Linked DNA regions of Homo sapiens: region 1 is linked to region 2. A link is an interaction called in ENCODE POLR2A ChIA-PET data of the cell type or tissue named here. Cell type or tissue: K562. All regions are shown on one strand. Each heading gives the region's core, and the rest is flanking DNA. Links, peaks and the distances in the headings are about the cores only. Region 1 overlaps CENPV (centromere protein V). Region 2 has its middle 7.5 kb from the start of TRPV2.

Region 1 (5,369 bases), core at 223-5,222, 67 kb before region 2:
TAATAGCAAAAAACTGTAAACAATCATAATTTCCGTGAAAAAAAGAATAGCTAAATAAACTACACCCACACTATGCTGTTCTATGCAACAGTTAATAATGAGGATATGTATATTGATATGAAAAGATCAAGATGTAATTAAATAAAGAAATGCAACCGAATGCAGTGGCTCCCACCTATAATCCCAGCACTTAGGGAGGCCAAGGCAGGAGGCTCACTTGAGGCCAGGAGTTTGAGAGCAGCCTGGGCAACATAGCATGACCCCATCTCTACAAAAAATTTTAAAAAATTAGCCAGGGGGTGGCACACACCTGTAGGCTGTGGTAGGACTGCTTGAAGTAAGGAGTTCAAGGTTACAGTGAGCTGTGATCACATATCCCTAAAAAAAATAATTTTTTTTTTAAGACGGAGTCTTGCTCTGTCACCCAGGCTGTAGTGCAATGGTGCGATCACAGCTCACTGCAGCCTCAACTTCCCGGGCTCAGGTGATCCTCCCACCTCAGCCTCCTGAGTAACTGGGACTACAGGTGAGCACCAACACACCCAGCTAATTTTTTTTACTTTTTATTTACTTATTTATTTATTTATTTATTTATTTTTTGAGACGGAGTCTTGCTGTCACCCAGGCTGGATTGCAATGGCACACAATCTTGACTTACTGCAACCACCGCTTCCCAGGTTCAAGCAATTCTCTTGCCTCAGCCTCCTTAGTAGCTGGGATTAAAGGTGTACACAACCATGCCCGGCTAATTTTTGTATTTTTAGTAGAGATGGGGTTTCGCCACGTTGGCCAGGCTGGGCTCAGACTCCTGATCTCAGGTGATCCACCTGCCTTGGCCTCCCAAAGTGCTGGGATTACAGGCATGAGCTACCGCGCCCAGCCTGATTTTTTGTATTTTTAGTAGAGACAGGGTTTTGCCATGTTCTCCCAAAGTACCGGAATTACAGGTGTGAGCCACCGTGCTTGGCCCCTGTATAATTTTAAAATTAAAAAAAATTAAAAATACCTGGAGTTCTGGCCTCGAAAATCCCATCCTTGTGCGTGCTGCTTCCAGTCTTGAAGAGTGAACCTGGCCATCAGTGATTCTGAAGAGACAGTGACCACATAGAACCCAGCACAGCAAACTGAGAAACTGCCATTTTTATTGTATTTTATTGTTTCCTGTAGAGATGGGGGGGTCTCACTACATTGCCCAGTCTGGTCTTGAACTCTAGGGCTTAAGCAATCCTCCTGCCTCAGCCTTCCATAGTGCTGTATTACAGGTGTGAGCCACCATGCCTGGCCTGGCCATCTGTATTTTTTTTGTTTGTTTGTTTTTTGTTTTTGAGACAGAGTCTCACTCTGTCTTCCAGGCTGGAGTGCAGTGGCATCATCTCAGCTTACTGCAACCTCTGCCTCCTGGGCTCAAGCCATTCTCCTGCCTCAGCCTCCTGAGTAGCTGGGATTACAGATGCCCAACACCACGCCCAGCTAATTTTTGTATTTTTAGTAGAGACGAGGTTTCACCATGTTGGCCAGGCTGGTCTTGAACTCCTGACCTCAGGTGATCCACCGGTCTTGGCCTCCCAGAGTGCTGGGATTACAGGTGTGAGCCACCACACTCGGCATTTTTTTTTAATTTTTTTTTTTTTTCCTCAGAGACCTTTGTTCTGAGATCTTTATTCCCTCTCCCTGTTCTTTTTCCTTGTCTAGTCTACCTCACAAATCATTTCATGAGTAATTTCCCTAAAGCAAAGAGCAAATATTTATTAAGCATTTGCCATTATTTGTACTCAGTATTTGGTAATGGCAGGAATGTTTGAGGAAAGCTAATATGTTAGTAATATGGAGCAATGTGAAGTTAAGAAGAGAGGGAGATGGCAACCAATCAGAAGACTATATGAGGCCAGGCTTTATTCATCCTGTTCAGAGGTGGTCACAGCTTCCCAATGCCTGCAAAATAAAGGCCAAATTCCTGAGCCTAATATCCAAGACCATCCAGTCTATCCTCAACATACCTTTCTGATATCTTCATTACTTCTTCCCATTAAAAGCCTCCAATTCAGCCAATTTTTTTTTTTTTTTTTTTTTTTTGAGATGGGGTCTTGCTGTGTCTCCCAGGGTGGAATGCATGACACCATCATAGCTCACTGCAGTCTCAAAACTCCTGGGCTCATGTGGCCCTCAGCTTCCTAAGTAGCTGCAACTACAGGTGTGCACCACCACATGCAGCTTCAGCCTGGCTTTTGCATGTGTGCGTACCTGTTCAGTTACTTCTCCTGTCTCCTTAAACCTTGCTTCCTTTATTGATTGATTGATTGAATGATTGATTGAGACGGAGTTTTGCTCTTGTTGCCCAGGCTGGAGTGCAATGGCACGAACTCGGCTCACTGCAACCTCTGCCTCCCGGGTTCAAGCAATTCTGCCTCAGCCTCCCGAGTAGCTGGGATTACAGGCGCCCGCCACCATGCCCAACTAATTTTTGTATTTTTAGTAGAGACAGGGTTTCACCACATTGGCCAGGCTGGTCTTGAACTCCAGATCTCAGGCCATCCACCAGCCTCGGCCTCCCAAAGTGCTGGGATTACAGGCGTGAGACACCATGCCCAGCTGAAATCTTGCTTCCTTTAAAAATAGGATCAAAGTTGTTGTTTCATGGGTACAGAGTTTCAGTTTTGCAAGGTGAAGAGTTCTGGAGATGGATGGCAATGATGGCTACACAACAATGTGAATGTACTTAACACTGCTGAATTGTACACTTAAAAATGGTTAAGGCCAAGTGCAGTGGCTCATGCCTGTAATCACAACACTTTGAGAGGCCGAGGCAGGAGGACTGCTTGAGCCCAGGAGTTTGAGACCAGCCGGGGCAACATGGAGTGACCTTGTCTTTACAAAAAATATTAGCCGGATGTGGTGGCACACACCTGTAGTCCCAGCTACTCCAGAAGCTAAGAGGGGGGAGATCTCAAGTCTAAGTCAAGGTTACAGTGAGCCATGTTCATGTATTGCACTGCAGCCTAGGTGACCGAGCAAGACAGTCTCAAAATAACTAAAGAGAGAGATTCTGTCTCTAAATAAATTAACAGTTTATGGTAAATTTTATGTGTATTTTACAACTGAAAAAGAAATTAGAAGCTGATTTAACTTTTTAAAGATAGACTCAAATCGTACTCTCCTCAAGGCTTCCCTGAGTTCTCTCCTTTGAACTCTTAGAGCTCTTATTATCTTTACAGCTCACATGGATTGTAACCATTCACAATTTTTTTTTTTTTTTTTTTTTTTGAGACAGAGTCTTTTTCTGTCAGCCAGGCTGGAGTGCAGTGGCGCAATCTTGGCTCACTGCAACCTCTGCCTCCTGGATTCAAGCAATTATCCTGCCTCAGCCTCCTGAGTAGCTGGGATTACAGGCGCCCGCCACCACGCCTGGCTAATTTTTGCATTTTTAGTAGAAACAGGGTTTCACCATGTTGGCCAGGCTGGTCTCAAACACCTGATCTCAGGTGATCCACCTGCCTTGGCCTCCCAAAGTGCTGGAATTACAGGCGTGAGCCACAGTGCCCAGCCTTTTTTTTTTTTTTTGTAGATGGAGTCTCGCTCCATCACCCAGGCTGGAGTGCAGTGGTGCAATCTCCACTCACTGCAACCTCTGCCTCCTGGGTTCAAGTGATTCTCCTGCCTCAGCTTCACAAGTAGCTGGGACTACAGGCACATGCCACCATGCCCAGCTAATTTTTGTAATTTTAGTAGAGACGGGGTCTCAACACATTGGCCAGGCTGGTCTTGAACTCCTGACCTCAAGTAATCCACCCGCCTCAGCCTCCCAAAGTGCTGGGATTACAGGTGTGAGCCACCATGCCCTGCCACAATCTTCCATTTTTAATAATTGTTTATCTTATGTCTTCTTTCCAATTTAGCTACACATTTTTTTCTTTTTTCTTATTTTTTTTTTGAGACAGTCTCATTCTGCCACCCAGGCTGGAGTGCAGTAGCACGAACACAGCTCACTGCAGCCACAACCTCCTGGGCTCGATCAACCCTCCGGAGTAGCTGGAACTACAGGCTTAAGCCACAATGCCTGGTGGCAAACATCTTGATAGTGCTGAGTATATATCTGCTATTAATCGACTGGCCTCAGAAGCAAATCACAGTACAAAAGAAATGATAAACCAAAGTGACTGCTTTAATGTTAAAAATATTTATTTTTTTTCCTAAAAGATCACACAAAAGTTGGGAAGAGAAGGATGTCAATTAGACTACATCAAAATCTGGGCAGAGGGAGGACAAAGAGCTGCCTAAAGAAACTGGTAGCTGGAGCAAACTGCAGAGATCAAGATGACCCTAGTCAACGGAACCAGCAGCCCAGGTCAGCCACATTCAGGAGCACCACCGAGGCACGGCAGGGAGAGCAAAGTTGCTGGCCCCAATCATTCCTCCTTTTCAGGGCAGGAGAGGCAGAAGCTCACTCTTTAGACATGTTCTTGATGGTCTTGTGCTCTTTCATGGCCTTCTCCCAATCGCTGCCATTGAATTCCTCAGTGACCATACTCCGCACAGTGCCCTCATCCAGGCAGTGGGGGGCAATTCCTACGAGAAAGTGGCACAGACAAAGGGGGATCCTCAGTATGGGTGAGACCAGATGGTGTACCGGCTCCTGGATAAGCCCCCACCTGCAGGCATCATCACGCTACACATTAGGGCTTCCAAAGGATATGCCACAGCTTATGGCTTCAGTGATGAGACCCACAGGCTGCCAGCTGGCTCGGAAAGCACTGGCTCCAGCCTACCGCTTCAGCCCTCTGACTCACTTTCCTCAACTGCCAGATGGGAATCACACTCCCTGAGCCAGGTTTGGCCAAGGCTAGACAACATTCAATACCAAGTTGAGAGTACAACATGCAGAAAGGCACAGCCCAGAGCAATCTCTGACTGGCAGCCTGAAGAATTCACAGGCCTTTCCTGTGTTTAGATAGATAACTTTCTTTCCTTTTTTTTCAGATGGAGTTTAGCTCTTGTTGCCCAGGCTGGAGTACAATGGCGTGATCTTGACTCACTGCAACCTCTGCCTTACGGGTTCAAGTGATTCTCCTGCCTCAGCCTCCCAAGTAGCTGGGAATACAGGCGTGCGCCACCAAGCCTGGCTAATTTTGCATTTTTAGTAAAGATGGGGTTTCTCCATGTTGGTTAGGCTGGTCTCGAACTCCCGACCTCAGGTGAGCCACCATGCCTGGCCTCAGATAGATAACTTTCTAAGAATTAAATGTCTTCCCATTTGCACAGGATTTCATACTTTTCAACTCTTTCCTGTTCTGCAAGGTAGACAGGAAGGAGTCTCCATGTGACAGATGAGGAACAGGAGGCCCTGAAGCAATGGGGGAGCGGTAAGGATGACA
Region 2 (5,369 bases), core at 150-5,149:
CACTGCCAACGGCAACTGCAGCAAGAATAAGAAACAGTCCCTTCAAAGGAGCCAGGGGTACAGGTGCGCATCACGGAACTCCACTCCCGTGGAGACACAGCCAGGGGTGCAAGGATCGAAATCAGATTAGTGATTATCAGAGACTGGCGGCAGGTGAGGAGGGTGCAAAGGGGCACCAGGGCACTTTTTTATTTTTTTGAGACGTTGTCTCACTCTTGTCACCGAGACTGGAGTGCAGTGGCCTGATCTCGGCTCACTGTAACCTCCGCCTCACGGGTTCTAGCGATTCTCCTGCCTCAGCCTTCCAAGTAGCTGGGATTACAGGTGTGTGCCACCACTCCCGGCTAATTTTTTCTATTTAGTGGAGATGGGGTTTCACCATGTAGGTCAGGCTGGTTTCGAACTCCTGACCTTAGATGATCCACCGGCCTCGGCCTCCCAAAGTACTGGGATTACAGGTGTGAGCCACCGCGCACCAGAACACATTTTGGGGTGATGGAAATTCACTATATGTTAATTATGGTGCTGCCGGGCGCGGTGGCTCACGCCTGTAATCCCAGCACTTTGAGAGGCCGAGGTGGGCGGATCACGAGGTCAGAAGAGCGAGACCATCCTGGCTAACACGGTGAAACCCCGTCTCTACTAAAAATACGAAAAATTAGCCAGGCGTGGTGGCGGGCACCTATAGTCCCAGCTACTCGGGAGGCCGAGGCAGGAGAATGGCGCGAACCCCGGAGGCGGAGCTTGCAGTGAGCCGAGATTGCACCACTGCACTCCAGCCTGGGCAACAGAGCAAGACTCCGTCTCCAAAAAAATTAATAAAAAGAAAGAAAGAGAGAGAGAAAGAAAGAAAGAAAAGAAGGGAAGGAAGGAAGGGAGGGAGGGAGGGAGGGAAGGGAAGGAAGGAAGGAAGAAAGAAGAAAGAAAGAAAGAAAAAGAAAGAAAGAAAGGAAAGAGAAAGGAAGGAAGAAAGAAAGGAAGGAAGGAAAGAGTTGGCCGCCATGGCTCACGAAAAAAAGAAAGAAGGAAAGAAAGAAAGAAAGAAAGAAAGAAAGAAAGAAAGAAAGAAAGAAAGAGTGTTGGCCTGCAGAGGTGGCTCACGCCTGTAATCTCAACATTTTGAGAGGCCAAGGCCGGCAGATCACTGAGGTCAGGAGTTCGAGATTAGCCTGGCCAACATGGTGGAATCTGGTCTCTACTAAAAATTCAAAAACTAGCCAGGTGTGGTGGTGGGCACCTGTAATCCCAGCTACTCGGGAGGCTGAGGCAGGAGAATTTCTTGAACCCGGGAGGTGGAGGCTGCAGTGAGCCGAGATCATGCCACTGCACTCCAGCCTGGGCAGAGCGAGACTCCGTCTCAAAATAAATAAATAAATAAATAAATAAATAAATAAATAAATAAATAAGCCAGACATAGTGGCGCGCGCCTGTTGTCCCAGCTAACTGGAGGCTGAGGCAGGAGGATCGCTTGAGCCCGGGAGATGGAGGCTGCAGTGAGCCGTGATGGGGCCGCTGCACTCCAGCCTGGGCAACGGAGCAAGACCCTGCCTCGAAAGAAAGCGTCCCAAGGCGCCTGGCTCACCGCTCCAGAGCGCGCTCCCGGGTCGGCCTCCGCCCTCCAAGCCGGAGGGAAATGCTGTGGTCCCGCCGTCCGCCTGCATCCTCCAGTTCCTTTGGAGGGCAGGGGAGTGGAGCCCACAGGCTCTGACACCCTTACAGTCCAGCTCTGTGACTTGGGGAAGGGAGTGGCGCATGAGGAGGGCGAAGCTGGAGTCCAAAGGAAGGTCCTTCCGTTCCCGCCCCCGACCCGGGATCCGCCGAAGCGACTGCGGAGGCGGGTCCCAGGCCTGTCCCAGGAGGGGGTGTCCGGGAGGGGGACCGATGCCTACGTCAGACAGGAGGGCAGGGGACTCGCGGGATTCGTGGGGAAGCGAGAGGGGAAAGAGCAGGGAACGTGCGCTGGGGACGCGGCCGAGGCGCAGTGGGAGGGGGCCCAGGATTCTGGGTAGTTAGTTGGGCGGGGGGCGGGGATGCGCCTGAAGCTCGGTAGCGAGAGGTACTGGGGTCGCGGTGGGAGTCTTAGCAGAACCGCGGTGGAGCCTACTACCCGAGGGACGGGGTAGGGGGCGCGGCTGAGGCAGGTCGGGGTGTGAGGGGTGGGAGGCGCGGCTGAAGTGGGATGGAAGGGCGTGGAGAGGCGAGGGTGGGAGGCGTGGCTGAGGTGGGATGAGAAGAAAGTAGCGAAGTGAGGGGTAGGGGAGGCAGAGGCAAGGGTGGGAGGGAGATGGGGGTGAGGGGTGGGGGGGTGAGGGGTGGAGGAGCCGGAGGAGGGGTGAGGCAGATGAGGGTGAGGGGTCGGGGGATGAGGGGTGGAGGAGGCAGAGGTGAGGGTGGGAGGGAGGTGGGGGTGAGGGGTAGTGGGGTGAGGGGTGGAGGAGGCAGAGGTGGGGTGGGAGGCAGGTGGGGGTGAGGGGTAGGGGAGGCGGATATGGGGTGGGAGGCAGGTTGGGGGGTAAGGGGTGGAGGAGTTGAAGGCTGGAGGGGTCAGTGGTGGGGGAGGAGGAGGTGCGGTGGGAGGCAGGTGGAAGCGTGAGGGGTGGGGAGGCAGAGGCGGTTGGGAATGCATCCTGTGCCTGCGGAAATTGGGGAAATTCCCCAGAGGGGTAGGGGCTTGGGGCTGGGCTCCCAGATTTGGCCAAGACCTGGCTGTAGCTATTCTGGGTCCTGGGAGAGACGGAACGTCCGGGCCTGGCTGAGCTGTGGCCTCTGGGGCTCCCTGGGGCGGTATGGGAAGGGGCCATGCTTTGCGTGAGAAATTATCTCAGGCTGGGCAGGCTGTGCCCAGCCAGCTGGTCCCCTTGCCCTCCAGGAGGTGTCTGGTCCCCTTTGGTCCTCTCTGGCCCTGTTTGAGGACCAGCTAGCATTTTTTTTTTTCTCCGCTGCCTCAGTCTTCCTTGCTCCAGGAAGCCTGTGCTGCCTGCTAAACTGCCTTATTCGTATTTCTTTTCTGTGAGATTCAGACACAATCTTCTCAGGGAAGCTTCATCTGGCCAGTTAGACATAGCCCCAGCCCTGGCTTGGGGCCAAGTTTCGGAATTAGTACAAAGAGAAGCAAAGGCTGCAGGTCCAGGCCCTGGCTTGTCTACACCGCTCCAGCCCCTACCCCCAGCACCCTCAAGTGTCCCATCTTTTTTTACTTTTAAGGCCAGGGCAGTTTCCACCTTCCAGACCCTGAAATGCTCTCTCCCAACTCTTTTTTTAATTTATATTATGCACAGGCTTTAGACATGTCTTGCACATGTGAGTTGGATATTTTTCTACATCTAAAAGAGATGCCAATTTTATTTTTTAAAGCCAGTGGCAAAAATTTCAAACAGGCAGGGCGCGGTGGCTCATGCCAGTAATCCCAGCACTTTGGGAGGCCCAGGCGGGCGGATCACCTGAGGTCGGGAGGTCGAGACCAGCCTGACCAATATGGGGAAACCCCATCTCTACTAAAAATACAAAATTAGCCGGGCATGGTGGCACATGCTTGTAATCTCAGCTACTCGGGAGGCTGAGGCAGGAGAATCACTTGAACCCAGGAGGCGGAGATTGCGGTGAACTGAGATCCTGCTATTGCACTCCAGCCTGAGCAACAAGAGTGAAACTCCGTCTCAAAAAAAAAAAAAAAGACCGGGCGCGATGGCTCACACCTGTAATCTCAGCACTTTGGGAGGTCGAGGTGGGTGGATCACCTGAGCTCAGGAGTTCGAGACCAGCCTGCCCAACATGGCGAAACGCTGTCTCTACTAAAAATACAAAAAATCAGCCAAGCGTGGTGGCGGGCGCCTGTAATCCCAGCTACTCGGGAGGCTGAGGCAGGAGAATCGCTTGAACCTGGGAGGCAGAGGTTGCAGTGAGCCGAGATCGCACCACTGCACTCCAGCTGGGCGATGAGCAAAAACTCCGTCTCAAAAAATAATAATAAAAATAAAAAATAAAAAAATAAAAAAATTTCAAATAGTACAAAGGATGCACCTTATGTGCCTTCCCATCCCTGACCTCTAGTTCCCTGCTCCGGAGGACACATCTGCTACATATTTTGGTGACCTCTCTTTGCTCTTATTAAAAATCTATCTGAAAATAAATTCAAATAAAAGAAACATTTATAAAAAGTTACAAAGTGAAATGAAGCACAATAGGAAAGATAGGGTATAAAGCCTGCTTGGGGTAGATTTTCGTTAGGCGGACACTGGACTGAGTGAGGCTTCTTTTTTTTTTTGGTTTCTTTTTTTTTTTGAGACGGAGTCTGGCCCTGTTGCCCAGGCCGGAGTGCAGTGGCATGATCTCGGCTCACTGCAAGCTCCGCCTCCTGGGTTCACGCCATTCTCCTGCCTCAGCCTCCCCAGTAGCTGGGACTACAGGCGCCCGCTGATTTTTTGTATTTTTAGTAGAGACGGTGTTTCACCGTGTTAGCCAGGATGGTCTCGATCTCCTGACCTCGTGATCCGCCCACCTCGGCCTCCCAAAGTTTTTTTCGTTTCTTTTAATGGAGTCGGAGTCTGGCACTATCTCCCAGGCTGGACTGCAGTGGCGCAATCTCGGCTCACTGCAACCTCTGCCTCCCAGGTTCAAGCAATTCTCTTACCTCAGCCTCCAGAGTAGCTGGGACTACAGGTGCACGCCGCCATGCCTGGCTAATTTGTGAAGCTTCTTGAAATATGAATCCAGTGGTATTCAGATTGAGGAAGTCTTGCTTCCCTGCTTGATTCACTTCCCACTAAAAACACAGGCATTCTTCCCTACACAGGGGACTTTTTAAAACAAAGATATAATTCACATACAATTCACAAATATAAAGTGTACATTTCATTGGTCTTTTAGTGTAATTCACAGAGTTGCACAGCTGTCATCACAATCAACTTTAGAACATTTTATCTCCCGCAAAAGAAGCATCATACCTGAGCTGGGTGCATTGGCTCACGCCTGTAATCCCAGCACTTTGGGAGGCTAAGGTAGATGGCTTGAGTCTAGAAGTCTGAGACCAGCCTAGGCAATATAGTGAAAACCTGCCTTTAGAAAAAATACAAAAAAAAAAAAAAGAAAAAAAAAAAGACCCAGGTGTAGTGGCATGTGCCTGTAGCTACTTGGGAGGTCAAGGCAGGAGGATTCCCCGAGCCTGGGGAAGTCGAGGCTGCAGTGAGCCGCAGTCACGTGCCACGGCACTCCAGCCTGGGCGATGGAATGAGACACTGTCTCAAAAAAATAAAAAAAGAAGTCTCATACCTTTTAGCAGTCAGTCCTCCTTTCTACACTCGCCCCCAACATCCCCTTGCCCTAGACAACCACTTTACAGTTCCCTGTTTTGGATATTTCATATAAATGGA

The links. ChIA-PET counts read pairs that join two places held together with the same protein. Peaks named below come from ENCODE experiments on the same cell type or tissue, not always from the same donor. Only the 100,000 strongest peaks of a DNase experiment are listed, where the experiment ranks them.
Region 1: POLR2A ChIA-PET joins it to region 2 with 5 read pairs; 14 of 35 experiments call an interaction of 5 or more read pairs at or near these places.

Annotation. Positions count from the first base shown.
Region 1 is chr17:16,338,379-16,343,747 of GRCh38, forward strand. It overlaps CENPV (centromere protein V), which reads right to left. Exons shown (of 5, transcript NM_181716.3): 5 at 4,159-4,563. The coding sequence ends at 4,439. Among named protein-coding and RNA genes, the nearest start is that of CENPV, 12 kb to the right of the region's middle. In K562, for the core only: no CTCF peak of the experiment used is centred there; no DNase peak of the experiment used is centred there.
Region 2 is chr17:16,405,433-16,410,801 of GRCh38, forward strand. No RefSeq gene overlaps it. Among named protein-coding and RNA genes, the nearest start is that of TRPV2, 7.5 kb to the right of the region's middle. RefSeq lists enhancers at 1,548-1,727, 2,818-3,187, 3,238-3,417 and silencers at 1,958-2,037, 2,098-2,147, 2,248-2,297, 2,528-2,617. In K562, for the core only: no CTCF peak of the experiment used is centred there; a DNase peak (open chromatin) is centred at 3,069; H3K4me3 peaks cover 729 bases.